3 separate regions of the Homo sapiens genome follow, and regions 2 and 3 are each linked to region 1. The links are chromatin loops, found by intact Hi-C in ENCODE. Cell type or tissue: GM12878. All regions are shown on one strand.

Evidence for each region. Hi-C counts contacts between places; a loop is a spot of excess contacts. Peaks named below come from ENCODE experiments on the same cell type or tissue, not always from the same donor. Only the 100,000 strongest peaks of a DNase experiment are listed, where the experiment ranks them.
Region 2: it touches region 1 in a loop (5-fold over the local background); 4 of 110 quality-filtered maps call a loop at or near these places.
Region 3: a loop joins it to region 1, with 4 times the contacts of the local background. A loop is called at or near these places in 25 of 110 quality-filtered maps.

Annotation. Positions count from the first base shown.
Region 1 is chr7:37,829,378-37,837,377 of GRCh38, reverse strand. No RefSeq gene overlaps it. Among named protein-coding and RNA genes, the nearest start is that of NME8, 15 kb to the left of the region's middle. RefSeq lists an enhancer at 4,790-4,889. In GM12878, CTCF peaks have their summits at 3,646 (motif pointing right) and 4,934; no DNase peak of the experiment used is centred here; H3K4me3 peaks cover 328 bases; H3K27ac peaks cover 400 bases.
Region 2 is chr7:37,728,849-37,736,848 of GRCh38, reverse strand. The region is part of intron 2 of GPR141 (G protein-coupled receptor 141); the gene reads right to left. Among named protein-coding and RNA genes, the nearest start is that of GPR141, 49 kb to the right of the region's middle. RefSeq lists a silencer at 7,703-7,812. In GM12878, a CTCF peak has its summit at 4,462 (motif pointing right); DNase peaks (open chromatin) are centred at 4,468 and 7,778.
Region 3 is chr7:37,506,343-37,514,342 of GRCh38, reverse strand. No RefSeq gene overlaps it. Among named protein-coding and RNA genes, the nearest start is that of ELMO1, 61 kb to the right of the region's middle. In GM12878, a CTCF peak has its summit at 4,097 (motif pointing right); no DNase peak of the experiment used is centred here; H3K27me3 peaks cover 222 bases.

The sequences.
Region 1 (8,000 bases):
AAGTTACAACTTATGAGCTGAAATAAATGACTTATTTTTCAAAGTGAATTGAGAGAAGAAACTAACAAAAGTTAGAAAATTAATTAAATAGAAAACAAAAAAATGGAAGCTGACAAACATACAAGGTTTTTTTAATAAAGATAGAAAAAGACAAACCCAAAGCTAGACTACATAAGAAAAATAGGCTATATACAAATTTTCAGTATTGTAAATGAAAGAGGGCATATCACTAAAGACCTCATAGCAATGAAGTTACACAATGATGGAATATTACAACAACTTTATGCCATAAGCTTTTAAAACTTAGATTAAATAAAAATTACTTGAAAAATACAATTTAGCAAAGGGTAACAAGAAACTGAATTACCATGTATCTGTTACTTAAACTGAGTATATAATTAAAATATTTGTATAAAGGAAATTTTATGCCCAAATAAGAAAAATAATTTAATACTATATGAACTATTTTACAAAATAGAGAAAGAGGAATATATCCTGACATGTGTCTGCTTCCAGGCCAGCATAACCCTTATCGACCAATATACCTCATGAACATAGATGTAAATATATGTAACATATTAACAGACTGATTCTAATAATACATGAAAAAGATCACGTGTCATGACCAAATGAGGTTTATCTATCAATGCAAGCTTGAAAATGAAGCATTTATTCACCATATTAGCATAATACAAGAGAAAAACTATATCATGATATAAATAAATGAAGAAAATAATGTGATAAGCTTTATATTCATTCGTGATAAACACACACACAGAATCTCTTAGCAAACTGCTCCAATTTGATATAGTGTATCTATAAAACACCTCTGGCTAACATTATATGTAATGGTCAATTATTAAAAACTTTCCCATAATACCTTTAACAAGTCAAGAATGTCTGCTTCCCCCAATTCTACTAAATGTTATATTGAAGTGCTAGCTAGTGCAATACAAGGGGAATATAAATAATAGGTATAAAGATTGAAAAAAATATATACATACAGGCAAAGGCACGATTTTGTATCCTAAGGAATCTTGGGGAAAAATCAACCTACTAGAACTAATAGATGATTAAGCAAAGTTGCAAAATACAAGGTAAATATAAAAAATTGATTGTATACCATAAACTAGCATCGAAGGTTTGGAAAATAAAATTAACTTTAAAATTTACAATACCATCAAAGAAGATAAAAATATGTCATAAATTTAAAAAGAGAAATATATCTTATTGCTGAAAACAACAAAGTATTGCTGAAAAAAATTAAAGAAACCAAAAAAGTGTATCATATTCATTAATTAGAAGACTAATTGTTAAGATGTCACTTTTTTTGGTTTATTTGAGACAGAGTCTCGCTGTGTCACCCAGGCTGCAGTGCAGTGGTGCAATGCGATCTTGGCTCACTGCAACCTCCACCTCCCAGGTTCAAACGAATCTCCTGCCTCAGCCTTCCATGTAGCTGGGACTACAGGCACCTGCCACCATGCCCGGCTATTTTTTTTTTTTTTTTTGTATTTTTAGCAGTGGTGGGGTTTCACTATGTTGGCCAGGCTGGTCTTGAACTCTTGACCTTGTGATCTGCCCACCTTGGCCTCCCGAAGTGCTGGGATTACAGGTGCGAGCCACTGCACCCGGCCCAAGATGTCACTTTTAATCGAAATTATTCTATAGATTCAATGCAATCATAATAAAAATCCCAACCATTTTTTGTTGCACTTGACAATCTGATTCTAAAATTGATTTGGAAATGTCAAGTACCCAGAAGAGTCAGAAAGAAAAAAGGTAGAAAACGTGCACTTTACTATTAAACTACAGCAATTAAAATGGTGTGGTAATGCCATGTATAGATCAATGAAAAAAATACAGAGTTCAGAAAGAGTCCCACACATACTGTCAATTTATTTTCTCCAAAGACATCAAGGTAGTTCAACAGGGAAAGGAAATTCTTTCAAATAAATGATGCTGGAAAAATTTAAACTCCATATGGAAAATAATGAACCTTCACCTTCATAAAATATGCAATGTAGTTCAGATGGATCACAGACTTACACATAAAAGTTTACAACTATAAAGCTTTTCCAAAAGTATAGAATATTTTTACAATCTTGGGATGGTAATCAAATATTTCTTAGAACACAAAGAGTCATCATAAAATTTTAAAAGTAATAACTGGACTTAATCAAAGTTAAAAACCAAGTCTATGCCAAAAATGATTAACTTTCATTAATAATAATTTTAGAAAGCTCTGAACAAACTAAGAGTTGAGAAATAATTCCGTCTGAAACTTACAGCTAACATTGTATGTAAAATCAAAACATTAGAAACATTCTAATTAGGCTAAAACCATACAAGAATATTCACAAAATCCCATGTTCATGGATTGGAAGACTTAATATTGTTGAAATAATCATATTCTTCAAAGTGATCTGCAGTTTAAATGCAATTTCTATCAAAATCCCAATGGCATTTTTTACGGACATAGTAAAAACAATCCTAAGATTCATATTAAACTATAAAAGATCCAGAAGAACCAAAACAATCTCTAGAAAAAAAAAGAAAGCTGGAGGCATCATAGTTCCTGATTTCAAAATATATTACAAAGCTACTGCAATTAAAACTGTATTGTATTGGCTTAAAGATAAACACATAAATCAATGGAATAGAATGGAGAGTGCAGAAATAAACACACACACATATGATTAATTGATCTTTGACAAAGATGCTAAGAATACACAGTAGTTTCTTCAACAAATGTTAGGAAAACTGGATATTCACATGTGTATATTACACCACACACAACATTCAACTCAAAATAGATTAATGACTTACATGTAAGACCTGGCCAGGGTTGGAGGCTCACACCTGTAATCCCAGCACTTTAGGAGGGCAAGGTGGAAGGATCACTTGAGTTCAAGAGTTCGAAATCAGCCCAGGAAACACAGAGAAACCCTGTCTCCACAAAAAATAGCCTGGTGTGGTAGTGCACACTTGTAGTTACCTGCAGTTACTTGGGAGGCTGAGATGGGAGGATCACTTGAGCCCAGGAGGTTGGGGCTGCAGTGAGCTTTGATTGTGCCACTGCACTGCAGCTGAGTGACAGAACAATATCTTGTCTTTAAATAAATAAATAAATGTAATACCCCAACTATAAAACTTCTAGAAGAAATCATAGGGAGAAAGCTTCATGATAATGATCTTGGCAGTGATTTCTTGAATACAACACCAAAAGCACAGTCAACAAAAGTAAAAAATAGACAAGTGGGACTACATAAAATTAAAAAGTTTCTGTACAACCAAGGAAATAATCAATAGAGTGAAAAAACGTATAAAATCAGATAAAATATTTGTCAACCATATTTATGACAAGCCGAAACATATAAGGAATTCCCACAACTCAGTAGCAGAAAAACACTAAAATGCTAAAATAGCTGAGAATTTCATCTTAATCCTGTTATTTAATTTCATCAGTGAAATCGAAATCAACTCTTCATTTGAATATATTCTGTCTGAAGTCCTCATATGAATTTTCATTGCAAATGTTTATAAAAACTACCCCTGACATTATTTATTACATTTGAATTTTATTTAATATAATTAATAACGTGTAAGTGTAACTTCTCAAGACGTCCATAAGGTGGCAGTGTGCACTTCCGTAGTGGCGGTTGAGCAGCAGCGCAACAGAAAATCAGATAAACATCTACGCGACCACGTTCTGCTGCCAAGGCTCTGAAGCCCCCCTGCCCTAGACCATTTGGAGCATCAAACATGTAAAGAGTTCTGAGCTCATACCCGGGGGCTCGGCGTTGTCTTTTCTGTTGCTCATCATCTTACGCCCCAGTTCTAAAATGACACCCCCATTTGGAAATGCATGAACCTCTGTAATTCACACGTACCCAGGTGGTCCTGCAGCCTAGTTTCCAGTTTTAGGTCTCAGTTCCGAGTGGAAAGCATTTCCTAGCAGCCTGACAATACAGCCAGAAAGCATGTTATGGGGTAAGGTGATAAATATTTGCCATATGAGCCGTCCCCCACCCTCCCACTTTTGTAGCAGACGTTACTAATCAATCATGATAGTTCGTGCTACTCAGCCTCCCCCTTTCTCAGCAGAACCCCAAAAGCTCCGACACAGGAGAGTCCCTGTCTTTAGAAGTGGGAGCCGATGCCCAGAAATCCCTAGGATTCCAACACAAGTATGGAGGTGTCGTCACACATCAACCATGAACAGCAAGAATAACCCCTCAAGACTAGACCCCGCACAAAGCAGGGACTACCCCACTCCTTCTCTCATTAATCCTACCACACTCTCTACCATGGCCCCTGAGGACCTAAACTGTATTTTGCATTTTCAACCAAATTGATATTATTTTTATTAGCATAATCAATTTTTCTTCTCTCCTGAATTACTTTCCATTAGCATTTTAATCTCTGATGGCACAGTATTTTTTTAATTCTCTTGTATATCAAAATTTTAACTTTCCCCAGAAGCAAATGTAGGATTTGATATAAGTCTGGATCCCAAAACGGAACTCCCAGAAGACCTCGATTACAACCAAAGACCTGGATTATAGTTCCATCTTGAAAGTTATTTCTAGAAGATGGATCTGCCATCCAGAACGGGGAAATGAGGCTGGGCAGAATAGCCCTAAAAAGGAGTAGGGAGATGAGAGAAAGGAAGAAAAATTGCTGGTTCATGGCCATCGACATTATGCTTTCTTCAAGTGAAGATCTATGATTTGATTAAGTTCCTGATTCTAGAATGGCATCTAGGCCTAGGACAAACATCCCCAACTGGGGAAACTGGTCTGGGAAAAATATCCTCAACCTTGTCTTGGGGCAGAGGTGCAGGTGATGATGATGGCAGTGTCAGCAAGTACATCCAGGGACCAGATGGTGCCAGGGTCACTGCAGTGGCAGCATCAGAGCTACCAGGAGAAGCCGTGGGGTGGCACCCCACGCCCACAGTGGGTGGAAGAGGAGAAGCGTGACTCCCCAGGAAGCCTCAGCTGTGATAAGGGCTGAGAAGGCAGCTGCCAAGTCCACCAGGCATTCTGCCAAGGAAGGGAGGCACCCGCATCTGGGAACTTAAAGAGCTGTCCTGGTGATAGAATCTGTCTGGGGAGGCTCAGCAAGATTCTGCTATTTTTTTTCCCATGTAACCCAAGAAATACTCCATTTGTTGTGAATTTAATATTACATAGAAGAATGTTTATACTATGTTCCTATGAATATTAAATATACTGTTCTTCACAATGAATGATGGTGACAACTCTACGTGAAAAAATGATAAAAACAGTGTCCCATACACATAAATAATTTCTAAATTCTGTTATATTTAATATATAAATCTTTAATATGATATACTACTGAGCTTTTTTTTTTAACCATCATATGTTGCAATTTTTGCTTACTCTGGTATATTTTCAAAATACTCTTAATTCTTGCAGCCCTTCTCAACTGGGTTTCTGTAAAAAAATTACTTGCGGGCATTCGTTTAACTTCACTAGAAAACTTTGTAATACTGATATTTTAAATGGATCAAAACCCATAAATCCAATTCCTATTCTTTTCAGTTCATATGCTTTAAGGACGGACATACTCAGACCAGGATACATAAAAATCTTGGAAATAATGAGCCTTATTATTGCAGTGATTCTATTTTTTTTTTTCTGATTTTCATCTTAGCTTAATCTTTTTATCCCCTTTGTGAACAAAAGCTCTCTGAAAAAGAATCTGGAGGAAAGAGATTTTATTCCAGAGAACTGTTTGCAAATCAGGCAGACATGCAGGCCGCTGTGTAAAATGAAGGTCCATTCCAGAGAATGAAGGGATGGCATGCCTGGGGTTTTATAGGAAAAGTCCCCACCCAGGTTCCCAACCAGGTCTATTTATGCAAACAAAGGGTTGAGTCTTGTTTGGTTTTGACTGGCTGACAGAGCTGAGTTCTGATTGGCCCAAACAGCTGAGCCTTAATTGGCTAGGGGAGGTGATCTCTGGTTGCTTCCCAAGCCCCAAACCAGCAGTCCCTGTCAGATGTTTCTTTCAAATGGCCAATGGGGCCTGGGGCTTGCGGCACTGGGAGGTGTGGGCAGGTGCTGTGCTTTTTGCAGCAGTTTATCTTGTAGCCCAACAACAGAACAGGAGCTGGTTCAGCTTGATTGTAGAATGGGAGGTCCTTTGATACTTTTACAACATCTTTCTGAGAGCGCAGAACATGTGACCATTCTGTCACCCAGCTATGGACACCTAGTTCTGTTTTAACTTTGAGCTCCTCAGTTAGCCACAGGGAGTCCATTTTGTCTGGGGGCATACTTTATCACCTTTCTTTTCCAAATCTTATATTATCTGATTGAACTGCACACTTTAGCACTTAATTATATCGGTATACAACGCTAGTTTATTTAGAATTGTTTTTTCGCTAGTTGTTTCAACTGCACGTGCCTTGCCTTCCTTAAGTGAGTGTGAACTCCTGTAGGCAGGAATTGCTGAACACACATTTGTTTTGTTGTCTATAATTTCTAAAAATTCACATTTCATTAAAATAGCCAAAGTTACCCCTACTAAACAACACTTAGAGGCAATTAGATTAGATTGCTTGTTGGGCTCAGTGAATCACTTCTTGTTAGTCATGGAACCATAGTTCTTTAAGCATTGGGTACTCACATCTCTGGTAGATGTGAATTAAGAAATTAATCCAGGATGCATTTTGGAATGTGTAATTATCATTCCTGAAGCCACACACAGTCACTGCTCTTAGAACTGGAAAGGACTTCTCTTCTTATAGATGCAGCATTTGAGACTCAGAGCTGATAAGAAAATAGCCTGATTAACAGACTTCAATGTTGAAGACATTTGAAATTCAAAGCGGAGCACTGCTTTTTCTCAGATTTAGAATTAAAAGGGAAAAAAGAAACAAGTGACTTTCACATTTGGTGCGAAGCTTGAAAACATACTCTTTTCTTTACTCACTGGCACATCTGAGCACACACATTAACCCTTCCTCACCTGAGACAAATTGTAAAGAATCTACATGCGCCTCCATATATGCGCACCTCTTCCCTCCCCTTCTACCCTCTGCCATTGCAGTCAGGGAAGACAGTGGCTAAGATGTGCAGTGTGTTACCTTTCCCATGAGTACTTGCATTTTTAAACTTCCATTTTCATTTTGGTAGAGACAATGCGTGCTTCCCTACATATGCTCTCATTTCCTTCTCGGTCATGCTGGTAAGTCTGCAATGCTAGTTCCTGACAGGCAAGGTCATGTGATGTAGTCTAGCCAGTGGCCTGTGACTAGAAATGGCACCTTCAGTTTCTAGCAGGGGGTCTGCCACCGCCACATTCTCTTTTCTTTACTACCCTTAATAATCACAAGACAGAAGGAGCCTGGATCTTTGAGTCACTGGCTCGAGCTAGCCCTAGTTAACCTGCATGGGCCTTTGTGTGACGGACAAATCAACCATCAGTGTGCTACGCCACTGGGATTTGGCAATTTATTTGTTCCTCAACATATTCTTATTAATTCCTTCTAATACATTTACATAAAGAAATATGTGTTCATCAGAGACAAATCAAAATAAGAAAAAAATCAGTACTTTGCTGTTCAATATATCCTCACACGTTTTTCTATAAGTGTATCCATACAAGTCAGAACCAATTGTATCCGTAATAATTCCATGTTGCTGCATGTTACACAAAACCCAAGTAAGAATGGTTTAAAAGCATAGTGGCTTAATTTTCTCTCGGTGAAAAGAAGTGTGAATGTAGGCAGTTTGAGAATGGAGTATCATCCACAAAATATCATCAAAATCCTGCCTGCTCAAGCATTTTCTCCTCAGGGTTGTGTGGCCTCAGTGACTTTACCTGTGATTAAGTATCCAGGAAAATAAAATCAGTATGGCATGGTATCACCTGGGGTAGGCATTGACAACAGCTGCTTGGAGTACCAAGGATCAGAATAGGCTTCCTGAAGAAAGTGGTGTTGAAATGACTCCCGTTGTGTTCCC
Region 2 (8,000 bases), 100 kb after region 1:
ATTTCTGTGTTTCCATTGGGTATAACTTTCCTTCTGCTGAAGAACTCCATTTTAAATTTCTTTCAGTACAAATTTCTTAGGGATAAATTCTCTCAGCTTTCGTATGTGTGTGTCTGAAAATGTTTTCATTTCATCTTTATTTTTAGGATATATTTGCAAGACATAAAAGCCGAGGTTGGCATTTCCTTTCAGTACTTTAAAGATGTTATTACATTGTCTCTTGCCTTTCATCATTGAGACTTCAGTTGTCAATATTGCCATTGCTTCTATTATGGTTGCATGTCTTTTTTCTTTCTTTCTTTCTTTTTAAGAAAGATTTTTTTGCACTTTTGCCTGGGTGTTTTTTTTTTTTTCCTCTGTTTATACTGTTTGGGGTTCTTAAATTTATAGGTTAATGTCTTTTGTCACTTTTGGGAAATAATCAGTTTTACCCCGCCAAATATTGCTTTGTCCCAATCTGTTATCTCCTCTTAAAGTTCAATTATAGTTATGTTAGACATTTTAACTGCTTTCCTTCTGTCTCTAATTTTTTCTGAATTTTATATACATTTCATCCATCTCTTCTTCCCTTTTTCCATTTGCATATATTCTTTTTTTTTTAAAGAGTCTTGCTCTGTCACCCAGGCTGGAGTGCAATGGCACGATCTTGGCTCACTGCAACCTCTGCCTCCCAGGTTCAAGCAATTATCCTGCCTCAGCCTCCCGAGTAACTGGGATTACAGGTCTCCACACCCGGCTAATGTTTGTATTTTTAGTAGAGACGGGTTTCACCATGTTGGTCCGTCTGGTCTCAAACTCCTGACCTCAAGTGATCCACCCGCCTCAGCCTCCCAAAGTGCTGGGATTACAGGTGTGAGCTATCATGCCCGGCCTGGATATATTCTTGTTCAGTGCTTTTATCTTTGGCTGTTTCTATTCTGCTGCTAAACCAACTAGAATTCTTAATACCAGATATGAAATACTTTCAGTTCTAGGCTGTGTCGGTCTTACACATTCTACTTTGTGAAATTTTCTCATCTATTTCATTTTCTTCACCTTTTCCTTTAATTTCTTAAATACTTTAATCATAGTTATTTCAAAAGGCTCGTCAAGAACATTTATAGATATACTTCTATTATCTGTTTTTTTCTCTTGGTTTTCCATTATGTAATCTTTTCCTTTGATATGTCTAGTAATTTACTAATAAATTCTGTATATTTTTCTTAAAAAAGGTAGTGGTTCCAAGTAATGTTCTTTTCCTTGAGAGGGGTCATCCTTTCTGCCACTATACTAACATTATTTTGAGTCAAGCCTTGTTTGCAGTTCTAGTAAGGCTTAGTGTACTTCTGGGTCTCCTTAGCCCCCTTTGTAATTTTAGCTACAGTCAATAGTCTTATCTCTGACCACTTTTTCTGATGAATCTGGCCTGACTTCAAATCCTGGTCTTATAAAACTGCTGACATCTTTGCTATATTTTTCAGCTGTTTTAAGGCTTAGGATATTAGTCTCCCATCCCCCCAAGTCCCAGAATTCATCAAAATGTCTTCATGCATTGGTGAAGAATTTGGATTCTCAGCTCTGAATTGGAAAAGCTACTGTTGTGAAAGAAGTTGCTTTGAGCTTTTCTCTCCTTGGGAGTCATGACCTCTTCACTAATTGCCTCAGCTGTGCTCCACTGTCTTCAAGCAAATAACTTCTGTATTTTACTTTATTTGATTTCTTGGATTATTCCTGGTGGGAGCTCTAATCAGTTGATCAACCTTCCATCCCATGAAGATGCAGAAGCTAACGCAATTTTTAATGTTTCAGTAGTGCAATACATTCTTACAGTCTTGAAATTAATTGAATTAACAAGAGAAAGGTAACTTCCTCCCCAACATACAAAGATTAGTTCCCTAACTTTTATAAATTTCAATTATAATGTAAATATGTTATAGTACTGTTATTTGTACATTTTAAAGTGCATCATCTAATCCCTGCTGGCAGCAGCCACACTCCATAACACCTTATCTTCACTCAATGCCTCAAGCTCTTTCTTGCCTTAGCACCAACACCTCTTCTCTCCCCTCCCCATCCATCTACTAATCCTTCAGGTCTTAAGTCTACTATCAGTTCTTTAGGGAAGTTTTCTCTGACTCCCATACTAGGTAAGATCTACTTGGTAAGATCTCTTTCAGAAGATAAGTCAGAGAACTCCTACACTACATGAGATCTATCTGACCTTCTCTTTTCTCCTCTTCTGAAGATAAAAGAATCACCTCTACAAGGGTGATTAAATAATCACTTGGGTTAATGGGTGCTGGTTGCTGGTATCTTCCCTCTTTCCCCTAGATTGTAAGCTCCTAAGCTCCACAAGGACAAGGACTGTGCATGTTTTTATTATTTTCCACTCTTTTATCCATAGCAATAGCCAACACATAGAAGATAGTCTCTAAATATGAAGTGGAAGAGTAATTAAATATTCATAACATGTAGCTAAGAGAACAATGCGTTACTTCAATTCTTGCTTCTACTACTGTTTGCAGTGTTACTGTGAACAAACTACTTAACCTCTCTGAGGCTTATTTCTCTCACCTAAAATGTGGATAAGCCCTACCTACCTCATATAGTCGTTATGAGACAAATTAGATAATTTATGCAAAATTAAAACAATATACAACATAATAATTAATATTGATTAATTGAGTAATTAATGAGTTGGGACAGTCTTGTTCTGTTGCCCAGGCTGGAGTGCAGTGGCATCATCATGGTTCACTGCAGCCTTGATCTCCTGTGCTCAAGTGATCCTCCCACCTCAGCCTTCCCAGTAGCTAGGACTACAGGTGTGCACCACCACGCCTGGCCTAACTTTTGTATTTTTTGTGGAGACAGGGTTTCACCATGTTGCCCAGGCTGGTCTCAAACTCCTCGGCTCAAGAAATCCACCTGCCTTGATCTCCCAAAATGTTGGGATTACAGGCATGGGGCACGATACTCGGCCAATATTGATTAATTTATGAGATAAATATCCAACGTATGAAGTGGAAAAAATCTTCTAGGAATATTTTAAACATCACCTTTTGGCTGCAAAATTCCTGCAAACTTCTGTTTTTCTGAGGGGTCTAGCAAGTGGGCAATAACTGGAATGGTAACTAACAGTGATGCTAATCCTAGCAATACTTTTTTTTTCTTTTCTTTTTTCTTTTTTTTTTTTTTTTTGAGATGGAGTTTCACTCTGTCACCCAGGCTGGAGTGCAGTGCTGGGATCTCGGCTCACCGCAACCTCCGCCTCCCGGCTTCAAGTGATTCTCCTGCCTCAGCCTCCGGAGTAGCTGGGATTACAGGTGCCTGCCACCACACCTGGCTTATTTTTTGTATTATAGTAGAGACGGAGTTTCACCATTTTGTCCAGGCTCTTCTTGAACTCCTGACCTCAGGTGATCCACCCGCCTCAGCCTCCCAAAGTGCTGGGATTACAAGCGTGAGCCACCCTGCCTGGCTGTAATACTTATCTGTGGTTTTCCTCATCCACGTCCCTGCTCCATTTGCTGGGACAAGTCACCATGTGTTATGGTGACATCACAGTTATTCCCAGGAGCTGGGGCTTCTTCCCATCCCAAAACCTAGGACCCAAGCTGTTTATAATAACATTCCTTGCCAGGCTGTATGATAATAAAAGCACCTGTAGATATAGCTGCAAAACATTCAGCTAGCCAAGCACATAGAGCCAAGTCCATATCTTCTCAGCCCCGCCCAGACCTATTCATGTACTCTATGTTACTCATTCTTGACTTGTCACCTGATATCTGGTTTTGGTTCTCTGCCTTACCTGACACACTTTGGCTCACTCCCCACCAGCTCCCTGGCTCAGACTCAGCGCTCTTGATTGTTTCCCAGGCAAACCCATCTGCCTGACTTTAAAGCCTAATTTTCCCTTCTAGGAAATGCCTCTTCATGTCTCAGCTCCCCCATATATTCTTGCTACTTTCCTGTGACTACATCTCCACCTCAAGCTTTGTAATAACCTTCTCCCAATCAGAACTAAGTTTTATCTGCGTCTCAGGAGATTCTGCATGAACCACTGCTGTGCCAATCCTCTCCTTACGACCATCTAGCTCTTATAAAGAGTCCTGCTCTGCTCCTTTGTTACATATCTATTACTGAGACTCCTTGGTGGTGCTGTTTATCTGCTCATTATCTTCATAACCTATTTATTGTTCCTATAGTGTAACCTTGAGGTCAAGTTCCATGATCCCACCTACCTATGATCACTTGTCCTGAAATTGAGTCCTGATAGGTTTTCCAGATGCTGCCTTTTATGTCTGCCTGAACTCAGCATGTTTCCAACTTCCAAATTCCTTTTTTATGGTGCTCTGTCCACACTTAATCAGGACATTGCACAAGACTTTCAGATGATCTGCATCAAATTGCAACATCTCCATTCTGTCCCATGGACTACAGCTAAAATTATCCTTCTGCTAAACCATGCACTCTCTCAATCTGCCTGCTGGGGGCAGACTCTCGCAACTCATCACTCTCAAGGTGAGGGGGCTCTGACTCTAGCCTAGGTAATAGGTTGTTGCAAAAGTAATTGCGGTTTTTGCCATTCAAAGCAATGACAAAAACCGCAATTACTTTTGCAACAACCTAATAACAAAAAGAGAGGTTGCAGTGAGCCGAGATCACGCCACTGCACTCCAGCCTGGGTGACAGAGTGAGACTCCATCTCAAAAAAAAAAAAAAAAAGAGAGAGAGAAAGAAAAGGAGAAGTTAGAAAGTTCTTCCTTCACGTTGTGCACATGTACCCTAGAACTTAAAGTATAATAAAAAAATAAAATAAATAAATAAATAAAAATAAAAAAAACAAACAAAGAAACCTCTCTTCCTCTTTACTTTGCTTCTTTCTACAAGGCACTTACTCCCTTATTGTCCCCTTGAAGACCACTTCATCTCATGTAATGGGCACCCTACTCCCAAGATGGCTCCCCAGCATCTAAAAGCAAAGCAAGAACTAGGATGGGGCCAAATGGAGGAACACCATGAAGCAATAAACATTTCAAGATTCACATTTAGTAAGAAAGGACAGAAAGCGATTGGGGCACAATTTTTTCCTAATGGGACAAAAAAATTATATATCTGTATAAGAAGTATTCCTTTGCGCCTGTAATCCCCGCACTTCGGGAGGCCGAGGCGGGCGGATCACGAGGTCAGGAGATTGAGACCATCCTGGCTAACTCGGTGAAACCCCGTCTCTACTAAAAATACAAAAAAAAAGAAAAATTAGCCGGGCGTTGTGGCGGGCGCCTGTAGTCCCAGCTACTCGGGAGGCTGAGGCAGGAGAATGGCGTGAACCCGGGAGGCGGAGCTTGCAGTGAGCCGAGATCCTGCCATTGCACTCCAGCCTGGGCGACAGAGTATTCCTTTGCATATGGGATGCTATTCTAGAGATTGATGGGAATTTTTAATTAGTTGACCTAAAATTTTCTCTCTACATTTCTTTCAGAGAGACACCTCGTTCTCCACGTGCATGACTTGCTTGCAGCCATGACTACATCCAGTGCCCGACCAGCAGAGCTGGACAATCACCTCCCCACCTATGCAGGTACAAGGGGGATTGCTACATACTCGTAACAGCCTGTCTCTAATCCCTGAGAAGAGATGAGTATGCAGGATCAATAACATGATTTTATCAGTATTACATTAAAGAACTGAATTCTCCAAATTGAATTTGAAACATTAAAATCTGCAGATAATTCTCATTTGAGTTTTAATTTTAGCAGTGTCACATTTATCCTCCAGGGCATATTTCTTTGTACAGTGGTTTATTTCAATAGCAATTAATAGCAACATCAATTCAGCCAAAGTAAACATATTTGTTTGAACTTAGACCGTTAAATATTTCCTAGTCTATTAATTTATGTGTCTGTTAGAGTTGGATGCCCACAAAGAATGAAGGAAATTTCGAGCCTTTTCACAAAATGGAAAGTTCAAAGCTTAACAACCTTGAAAGGAAATGTCTTCATTGCTAAAAAATTGAGCACATACAAAAATAATAAATGCTTCTCAGAAATGCTTCCAATACCTCACTTCAGAATATTAGCTTGCTATTTAGAACAGTCCCTGAGACTGTGGGAAAGCCAAGAGAATGTCTGAGAGACACAGTGAGCTGTGAAGCAGTGAGCCTGCCAGGTATGAGACAGACAAGCCTGAGAGACAAACACCATGGCCATGGCCGGGCCCTGGGACCCTGGAACAAGCAAGCCAGCACCTGCAGTCACAAAAACAAGTGCAACTGATGGCTTTGACGCGTGTTATATACAGAACCTGCCAAGTGTGGTTAAAACAAACACTTGCAGGTAAGAAATATGCAGTCTCTGATCAAACGAAAAGCTCTGTTTTCCTGGATGCCAGCTTTAGATGATATATGTTTAGATTTCTTAATATTCAGGTTCAGGTTTTGAAATTTGTCCTGAGCTTTGGGACACAGGCACTTTGAAGAGAAAACAACTGAAGCTTACAAGGTGCCCAGGATAGACTGTTTGAGATACACTTGTTATTATTATTTAGAGATCCACCTCACACTTTATTTTGTAGAAAAATATAGCATGTGCCGTAGCTCAGAATTTGGAACATGGTATGTGTCAAGTACTTCTGCAATGATTCAGTGAATTCATGAAAGAGAGCGAGAGATCAAGAAAGTGAGGGAGGAAAAGAGAGAAGAGAAAGAAGGGGGGAAACAAAGAAAAGGAATAAGAAAAAGAAAGAAGAGAAGAAGATGAAGGGAAAATAGGAGAGTAGGTTCTGAGGGTCCCAGCCAGTGATGCTGGTGTTATACTTAGGCATTGAACTGACCGTAATATTTTCCTGGGATCTGGTCTTTCTTTACACCTAGAAATGATTGAAATGTCTCAGTTACTTTCTCAGTTGATTCTCCAATATACTTTTGCTAAGGAGTGCAGCTGATCCCAGGAAAACCTGAAAGAAGGTAAGAGAGAGGTAGTTTCTGCTTCCACGGAGACAATCCATTCCAAATACAAGAAGCCAGGGAATTGTTTTTTAAACAACATTAACAACAGTTATTTGTTGATGCTACTTAGATATTTCACCTATATATCTTCATTGCGCTTTCTCTTCCCAAAATATTACCCCCACTCACACAGTCTTGCACATCTTTGAGGTGTAAACACAGACTGCATTTTCTTTCAAGCCCTTCAGGCCCCCGGGACATTCTCAGCTCCTTTCTCAAAAAGCTTTACAGGTGCCTTTCAGTCCTACCTTTGTTGTCTTATTCTCTGTTTTAATTATTTTAGTCATTTGTGGACTTGTTTTTAACTTTGAATTTCTTTCAAAACTAGCATATAATTTTTAAATAGTGGTCATGAGTTGTTAACTGAATGGGTGAAATAATGGTGAAAAAGTGCCCTGACTGGATTAAACATTTTTTGGATATGGCCACATTTGGATCTAGACCAACAACTGACATCAGGATCCCAGAAATAAACTGCAAACCCAGAGCCAGCTCTCTCAGGGGACAGGGCTGCCTCTCTGGCTGGCTGTGGACCTCCTTGTTCCACATGAGGATCCCCTCTTTACCTCTGTGATTGACCTTGGAAGGTCATCATGAAGCCTGGCCTCAAACTCTGATTTTCCCCTGCCCTCTGTCATGTCTCTGCTTAAAATCCTTCTTTGGTTACTGTTAGAGAAAAGAAAAAACTCTGAGTTCCTACCATGACATGTAAGCCCTTTGCAAGCTGGCCTCAGCTTCTATTTCAAGGGACACCTCCTCTCTAACCCCCTTCCTTCAGCCTCGAGCTGTGACTCAGACTTACCTGTCATTCTTGGAATGTTCTCTTTCATACCTCCAGCTTGCTTCTTGTTTCTCTAGGACCCAAATGTACAGCTAAACAACTAGAATGAAGTCCAAATTGCATCATCAATGATTTCACTTCTCTTTTTAAAAACTTTCCCTGGCATCCCATTGTCTATGGGAGCTGTGGGAACTGACATATTAGCTGACCTGACATACCAGGCCAGGCCTTGCT
Region 3 (8,000 bases), 320 kb after region 1:
GTGAAGCCCCAGTCAAGGACATCTGTGTTGCTGTTTCAGCATCCTCGCTGGGTGTGGGCCTCAGTTTTAACTATTGTCATTCCCAGCAGCAGCAGAAGCAGCATGAAATGTTTGCTGAACTCTTTATGTTGTGCCAATCTCTACGCCTAGCACTCTCAAATCTAATGCTACCTCATTTAAACAACCCCATGGAGCAGTTATTATCATCTCCATTTTACAGGAGAGGATGTTAGGGATTTTGTCTTTAAATAAGCAGCTTTAGATGAAGGTCAGGTATATTGCTTGCTAGAGTTGAGTATTTGGAATGCTGTGTCAAGTAACTCTTTCTTGGTTTAACTATGCCCTTCAATGAGTTAGAAGAATGAGTAAGGAGAGGTGTCCTTTGGGAAGCCATCAAATGTTTAATAGGGGCCCTTCGACTAAGTTCCCAAACCCTTGAGTCATTGAACAGTCATACAATCCCTAAATTCCCCTCAACATCAGGGGCATGAAAAGTTCCTAAACAGGTTACTCTGAAAGGTCACTGACAGCCAATTCAGGTTCTGGAGGGAAAGAGAACCAGGCTGTGACTTCTGAGGGTATCAGGCCCAGGCTGGGGATTCCAAGGCAAAAGCATCTCAAGTCACCCCTGGTGCATCAGACTCTGCTTGGTCCCTCCCCGGGACTTCTACTCTTTCCCTGTTCTCTGCCCTCACTCCTTTCTCCATCCCCCGTGTCTCTCGCCACAAGTCAATCCAATATTGGAACTTTGCATTAAGAAAAGACGTCAACAATAATAGTAGCGTTAAATTACTGATCCAGGTGATTTTCATGGATTTGGTTGTCAAATCCCCACACATACCCATGAAGCACTGTTATTATATCTTCCAGATGAGAAAACTAAAACGCTTGGAAGAGACTTTGATAAGCCGATGCTGAAAGAGAGAGCTGGGGTGGGAACCCAAGCAGTGGAATACTGCTGCTTTAGAGACTATTTCAGTTATTTTTAAAAGATCATTTTATTCTAGAGAAGCCTAAGCATCTAAGAAGTTCACAGGTGAAAATGTGGCCATCAACGAATATGTCTCCAGAAAGTCAAGTCATTGTTCAGCCTAGAATTGGATTGCGAAGGGAAATAGTGACAGGTCCTCACCCATAACAAGCACTCCCTTAAAAATAAAAGTAAAAATAAGACTTAGGGATGGAACCGAAAGCCAGAGCCCCAACATGTAAGTCCAGACCCACTTTGACAATATAATATAATGAGAGCCACTGTGTGTGATGTGAGCATCTACTGCAGGGAACTGAGCTAGGTCTACAGACCATCTCCTCCATGGAGGCTTCCAACACCCCCGAGAAGGAGGAGCTTGCTAGAGGCCAGTGACAGGGCAAACTGGCTTCTAAGAATTTTTCTGCAGGAGGCCAGATCTTGAGTTCTGAGCCATTTGCTGTGTGTTTCAGAAGTTTAGGATAGAAAGTTGTTTGCAGCTGTTCAGGGGCCATGCTGATGGAGCTAAGGTTGGGAGCTCAGAATCAGGCTAAGTGAACAAAGGATACAGGCTCCAGCCTGGAGGTGGGCCACTCACTAGCAGAGCATAAATAGGTGGGCATCACTTTGCCAGCTTTATGAGGACCCATGCAAACAGACCTCCATCCTGACGAAGACCACTCCAGGTGGACATCTGACCAAAACCAACTAAAGATACCTCTTGGCTTATATAACGAGGTAGTTCACACTACAATTATATAAATTACCTAGTCTTAGTAAACCAGAGTGGAAATATGAGTTATGCCTATAAGTCTAATTTTAAATAAAAATGTTCTCTATAACTTGACTTTGATTCCTGTGAGCCAGTTTATTGTCATATAAACGGATAAGAGTTTACCGTATTCCGAGAAATAATGCCTTGAATATTTTAACACAAGTTTTTTGCTCTAATGGTTTATTCAGCCACTAAGCATTTATTAAGTCACTACAACTCAATCGTAAATGTCATAAGAAAGCATAATATTAAGTGGGCATAAAACTGTTAAATAAACAGCAAAATAAAATCTTGTAGAAGCAGCAGATGGACTCTCTTAAGCCTAGTTGCTGTGTGGGAGGGATGGCTTGACAGTCTAGTGTGGTAAGCAACCCCAGTCAGGTCCTTCAGAGACCAAGGCAGGGAAGTGACTCTTCCAGACAGGAACTTTTTCTCTTCCCACCAAAGTCTGTTAAAACTATCAAACTCTCCCAGCACTGCCGGAACCGACAGTGAGAAGGTCACTCTGTTTGCTGTTGTATTTAAACAGCTAGTAGATTTACAGAATGAGAACATCTCTCCAGGAATTGCACAGACTTGCCAAGAGCAAACAGGAACATCGGCAGCTAGAGCGTTAGAAATGCAGCAGATAGTAAGGACTCTGTGACTTTAAGTGTCAACTCATAACCCCCTCAGGGAGGGCAACCAAAGTACATCAGTCCAGATGCCAGGAGACCCCCCTGGAGGGTCCTGTTGTGAGTGGGACCTAGAGATGAACCAGGTGGCAGCGGGAGGTTCCATGAGCATTTCCCACTACTCCACTAGGCTGGCGAGGAGGTAGCTGCTCAACTGTCCTGGCAATACACCAACATTAATTGGCTTTCTTTTTGTTGCTTGGTTGTTGGCTATACCTGTGCTTAGTAGAAGGAATACAGTGTGGTTTCGGTTTGTTTCAACTAATCCTTTTGCTGATTCTACAAATCACACAGTTTAGAAGCCCCCCAAGCACCTTTCAAGAAGCTTACCTAAATGGAGTAGACCTGAGGGACAATTATTGTCCTAATCCCAGGGTCGCAAGTAGTAAACAGCTACCTTTATGTTATAAGGTTTCAGGCAAAGGGTGGGATAATGGCAGATACTTGGGGCTCAAGGTCTCGGGGGTCAGGCATACTAAAGTTAACTGATAGGTGATCACTGCATGCATGAGATGAACAGTGAGCAAGGGCCGTACTCTTAACCCCTGGAAAATTTCTTAACGTTTTACAAAATGAGAAACTGCACTGGAAGAAACTGGTTCATGAGATAAGGACATGGATCCAGTGAACCTCTGGAGCCCAAAAGGATAGAGTCAAACCAGGCTCCAGCATATGCTAGTTGTAGATCCTTGTGCAATTTACTTCTTTGGTGCTTATTTTGAGTCACAGCAGGTTTGTTTTTTTGTTTTTCTTTTTGTTTTTGTTTTACAGAGTCATGCTCTGCCTCCCAGGCTGGAGTGCAGTGGCTGGATCTTGGGGGCTTACTGCAATCTCCACCTCCTGGGTTCAAGCAATTCTCCTGCTTCAGTGTCCCAAGTAGCTGGGATTACAGGCATGCACCACCACGTTTGGCTAATTTTTTGTATTTTTAGTAGAGATGGGGTTTCACCATGTTGGCCAGGCTGTCCTCGAACTCCTGGCCTCAAGTGATCCACCCACCTCGGCCTCCCAAAGTGCTGGGATTATAGGCGTGAGCCACCGAACCCAGCCAAGTCACAGCATTTTAACAGGGAAGCACATTGCCAGGATTTGCTACACTGCTGCTCTCTCATTTTGTCACTTTGTTCCTGCTAACTCCCTCTCTCCTCCTTCATATGTTTGTCCCAAAACTCTTACATACTCCTTCGTTCATCTCCTCTCATTGTTACCTATATATTCTTATAGTATTTCATTATGAGTTTTAAAAATAAACATTTGATCACAAAATGACAAATACTGTATGATTCCTCTTACGTGAGGTACCTGGAGCATTCAGATTCGTAGAGACAGAAAGCAAACTGGCTAGGGGAAGGGTGGGAAGGGGCAGTTTGTGTTCAATGGATAGAGTTTCACTTTTGCAAGATGAAAAAACATTCTGAAGATGGTTGGTGGTGATGGTTTCCCAATAAGGTGAGTATACTTAATGTCACTGAACTGTATAGTTCAAAATGGCTAAAATGAGGACTTTTAGGTCTATTTTATCCCAATTTTAAAAAACAGAAAACTTACAAAGCAAACCCTTGACTCACTTTCATTATATTTACCTATAAGATTCACCAGAATAGAAATATTTGTCACACCCAGATCACCTCAACACTGTCCTGTAGAAAGAACTGAGGTGGACTGAGGATGCATACAATACCCAGCAGAGGGCAGGAGGGAGTCAAGGTGGCATTTTCCCCTAAATTTTGTATTTGTGATCATTTTTTCTTCCTCTCTTATTTGCTGTCTTAGTTTAATGTTCTCTCTAAAGGTGTAAGTCTTTCCAAGACAGCCATGTTAGAGAACAGAGGATAAATGATTCTCTCACAGAGCATGTCGGTTAAATTATTGCATAATTTAAATCACCACATAAAAACAATTGCTCAGTGGAGCTGGGTTTGTTAGTGGTAATAGAGCTCCAAACTAGGCTTTTTCGCTTTATTCTGGCTGTATATTATTGACCCAGATCATTTTGCAAAGTACTCCACAAATAATTGTATTGATGTTCCCACAAAAGGATACTAAAAACCCTGCTAAGTCTCAGTGGAAACCCTACGGAAATAGTATTGTAAAATTAATGGGATTCAGGTTTTAGGTGTTCTTTCTCCCAGCTGAGCCATGTTGCCAGGACCAAATGCTATAAAAGTGCTGCCATTTGCATCAGCCTTAACTGAGGAAATATCTATTTTTCCCTTGATTTGCTCTTTGCCTTGATTTCCTGGAGCATATTTGCAAGTTATCCTTGATGCACTATAATTATTTTGAGGAGATTGCTTTTTGGTTTAAAAGGATATTGCCATTTTATTATTTTAGAACACCAAGGGAGTCATATTCAAGGAAGAGACCAGCATTTTAATGCTGGGCTTCTCTCTCGAAGGAAACCAAACTCTTCACTGATTGTTTTTTGACTTCTGGTTCAAATAGCCTGGGAGGTACAAGGGTAGCATGTGGATTCGCGTGGAAGGTTTTGTTTAAGGCAATGAGCATTAGCTCTCTTTGCCTTCTCCCAGGGCTGCCACTCGGCATCGAGTTAAAACGGTGACAGCAGCAGCAGCAGCAATATCTGCCCAGACAGTTCTGGTTCTTCCATTTACTCAAACAATTTGGATGCAGATGGCCTTTCTACTTCATGCATTGAATATGATTCAAGTCCCAACCATCCATTATTACTTCACCTGCCTTGAAATGGGAATTGTAAGCACTCTGATAAATTATTTGAAAGACTAATTTCCTCAAATACCCCTTTCTGCTATTAACTTGCAATTTTATAACATTTAAAACGTTCTGAAATTTCTGTGTGCATAGCTCCGAGTGAGTTGACAGCACGTGCCCCCTGCATCAATACTACAAAACATAAGGGGGAAGGAGACACTATATTTCTCTTTCCTGGGCAGTGGAAGAATACTGCTCTCTAAGCCCAGCATGTGTGAACAATGAGTCTTTCCTACAGGAATGGTGGTGGAGCTCATAGGAATGCACACTAGGATAGGCTTCATTCATTTAATTTCTGTCTCCAAAAACACAGCCTTTTCCTTCCTAAGAATCCAGGTAAGGAGAGTGGGGGTAAATAGAGATAGAAAGATAGGAGGTCAAAAAAGAACAACTAAACAACAGAACAGCCCTATGTTGTTTCAGTGTCTGAAAATCCTCTGAGTTGTTGAACCCTGTGTTGTGCATTATGTGACTATCTGTTGCAAGATAGGTGGATGCCCTCTCTAAGCTCCATTACCCTCTGTGCATGGCAATCCATTGATAATAAGCTTCAAGAAAGCCAGCTTTCATGTGGAGCTCACCACATTTAGGAGCTCTGTAAGAGTTACTTTCATAACCCTAAAACCAGAATTTCCATGAGGAGAATCTAAACAAAGTGTACAGACTAAATAAACATCATTTTGAGGAAGGGAAGTCTTCAATATGGAAATCACAGTGACACATATGTTGGCAGGAGTTGCATGCTACAGTTGATTAAGACATAAACAACCTTCCTTGATAGAAAATCCCATACAGAAAGTCGAATCTGGCTGTTGATTATAGATCTCATAACAACAACATGTCTCTGGACTGAGCAATAGAGCTGAGTAAGGCAGAGCAGGGATGTTGTGTTTATCCGGTCCACATGGAGGAGAGGGAGAAAGAACTTGCCTGTGTGGAACTCCATTGTGAAAGGCAGGCACAGCTCTCCAGAGGCAAATTCCACTTGGCTCAGGCTCTCCGCAGGATTTGTTTCCATGGGTCCTGCCTAAATTCATCATAATGGAGACTATGCTCTTCAGCTTCTGATGAGGGGTGTGGAAAAGAATCTATACCTGTGTGGAGCGTTCCCTATGTGCCTTGCACTATCTCTGTTTAATTGAAAACGAAAACAAAGTATGGAAAATTACGTAACAAGCACTGTCTCCAGATCCACACATGTCAACATATTTTTATGCTTGCTTCCGATCTCTTTAAATTTGAATAAAAGACACAAACTATCTCAGTTAAAATTAAAGCTCCCTTTGCTACCTGTCTCTGTCCCATTCTCCTTCCTTCCTCCTGCAGAGAAGCTACCATCCTGAATTTGGTGTGTATCATCTGTTGTGGACACTTTACCATGTCATCTCATTTAGTCCTTCTGACAACTCTTTGAAATGGATATTATGCCCATATTATAGATTAGGAAATTGATATGCAGGGAGGTCAGTATTTGCCCAAGATCACACAGAGAGTAGGTAAAAGAGTCGAAGTTCACAGCCAGCTTTCTCTTATTCAAAACCTGGGACCTTTTCACTGCATCTTACATCCAGAAGAGCTGGTCCTCTTCCTCATGTCACTGAAGACTTCAAAGACTTTTCCCAGCCAAATCATTTCACCTCATTTTATCTTGACTTACGAGCTTTACTTTCTGATTATTTAATGGCAACTCTCTTCTGAACCATTTTCACATTTTTGCCCAGACATGGAAAGCTCAGCACAATCGTGATTGGAGAGGGATAAAATGGGAGAATTGCACATCTTGCTGCATGCATTTGGGCATCCTATCTGTCTTCAAATATGCACAGGTGCATGGCTGCCTCCCTGAGTACCAACAACGCATTCCACGCTCCACTGCTCCTATGCCTTTAGGGAGCTATCTGTAAAGTGGTTTCTTAAACTTCCCCATGAATATTTACACTTTGTTTTATAGCCATAACTCTCTGAAAAGGCTTTAGCAGAAAGGCAGAACGTAAGTAAACTTAGATTCAACAGTGGCTGCAGTACAAACTGAAGAGCCACTTTTGCAAAGCAATTTGGAAGTATATATCAAGTATAGTAAAACTATCCATAACAATTGACTTTAAGAACTACATTCTGAGAATCTGTCCTAAGGAAGTAACCTAAATAGTGGGAAACGCTGCCTTCAAAACCCTTCCCAGTTCTGATATTTATTATAGCAAAAACCTGGACTTAAATTAATGGTCTAACAAATGTGTTAGCTATACTTTAGAAGGGCCCCTTGATTGAATCCTATATTGTCATTATGCTGGTAATTTTGATAAAAAGCCAAGCTCACATCCTCTCTTTGCTAATTCACTGTATTAAATTTGGCAAGCTAGCTAACCATTCTGAATTTCAAGTTTTTCATTTGCAAAATGCAAAATACTGACATCTACTTTAAAGAGTTGAGAAAATTGAGTGAAGAAAATATGAGTGTAGAAAATTGAGTAAGAAAATATGAAACAGCTTATCCCAGTTACTGAAACCGGATAGTGATCAATAAATTATAGTAAATACAATAAATATCTATGAAAAAGATACAGACATATTACAGTCACCAGGGAATATGTCACCAAAAGAGTATAGATTCAGACATACAAAAATGAAAAGAATCTAATTTATGTTATGTATTTCTTCCCACAACAAAAAAGAATAAGAATATGATTGGGGCAATAGCACTAAAATTTTTTTTCCCTATACAGTAAACAATCTTGCTGTAATATTGTTAGGCAGATTTTATAAAATTTTTAAATAAAGTAATATTTTCTAAGCTGTTGCTGTGTAAACTGAGACAAAAGAAAGACTTTTTCAATCCAAGAGAAGGAAGTTC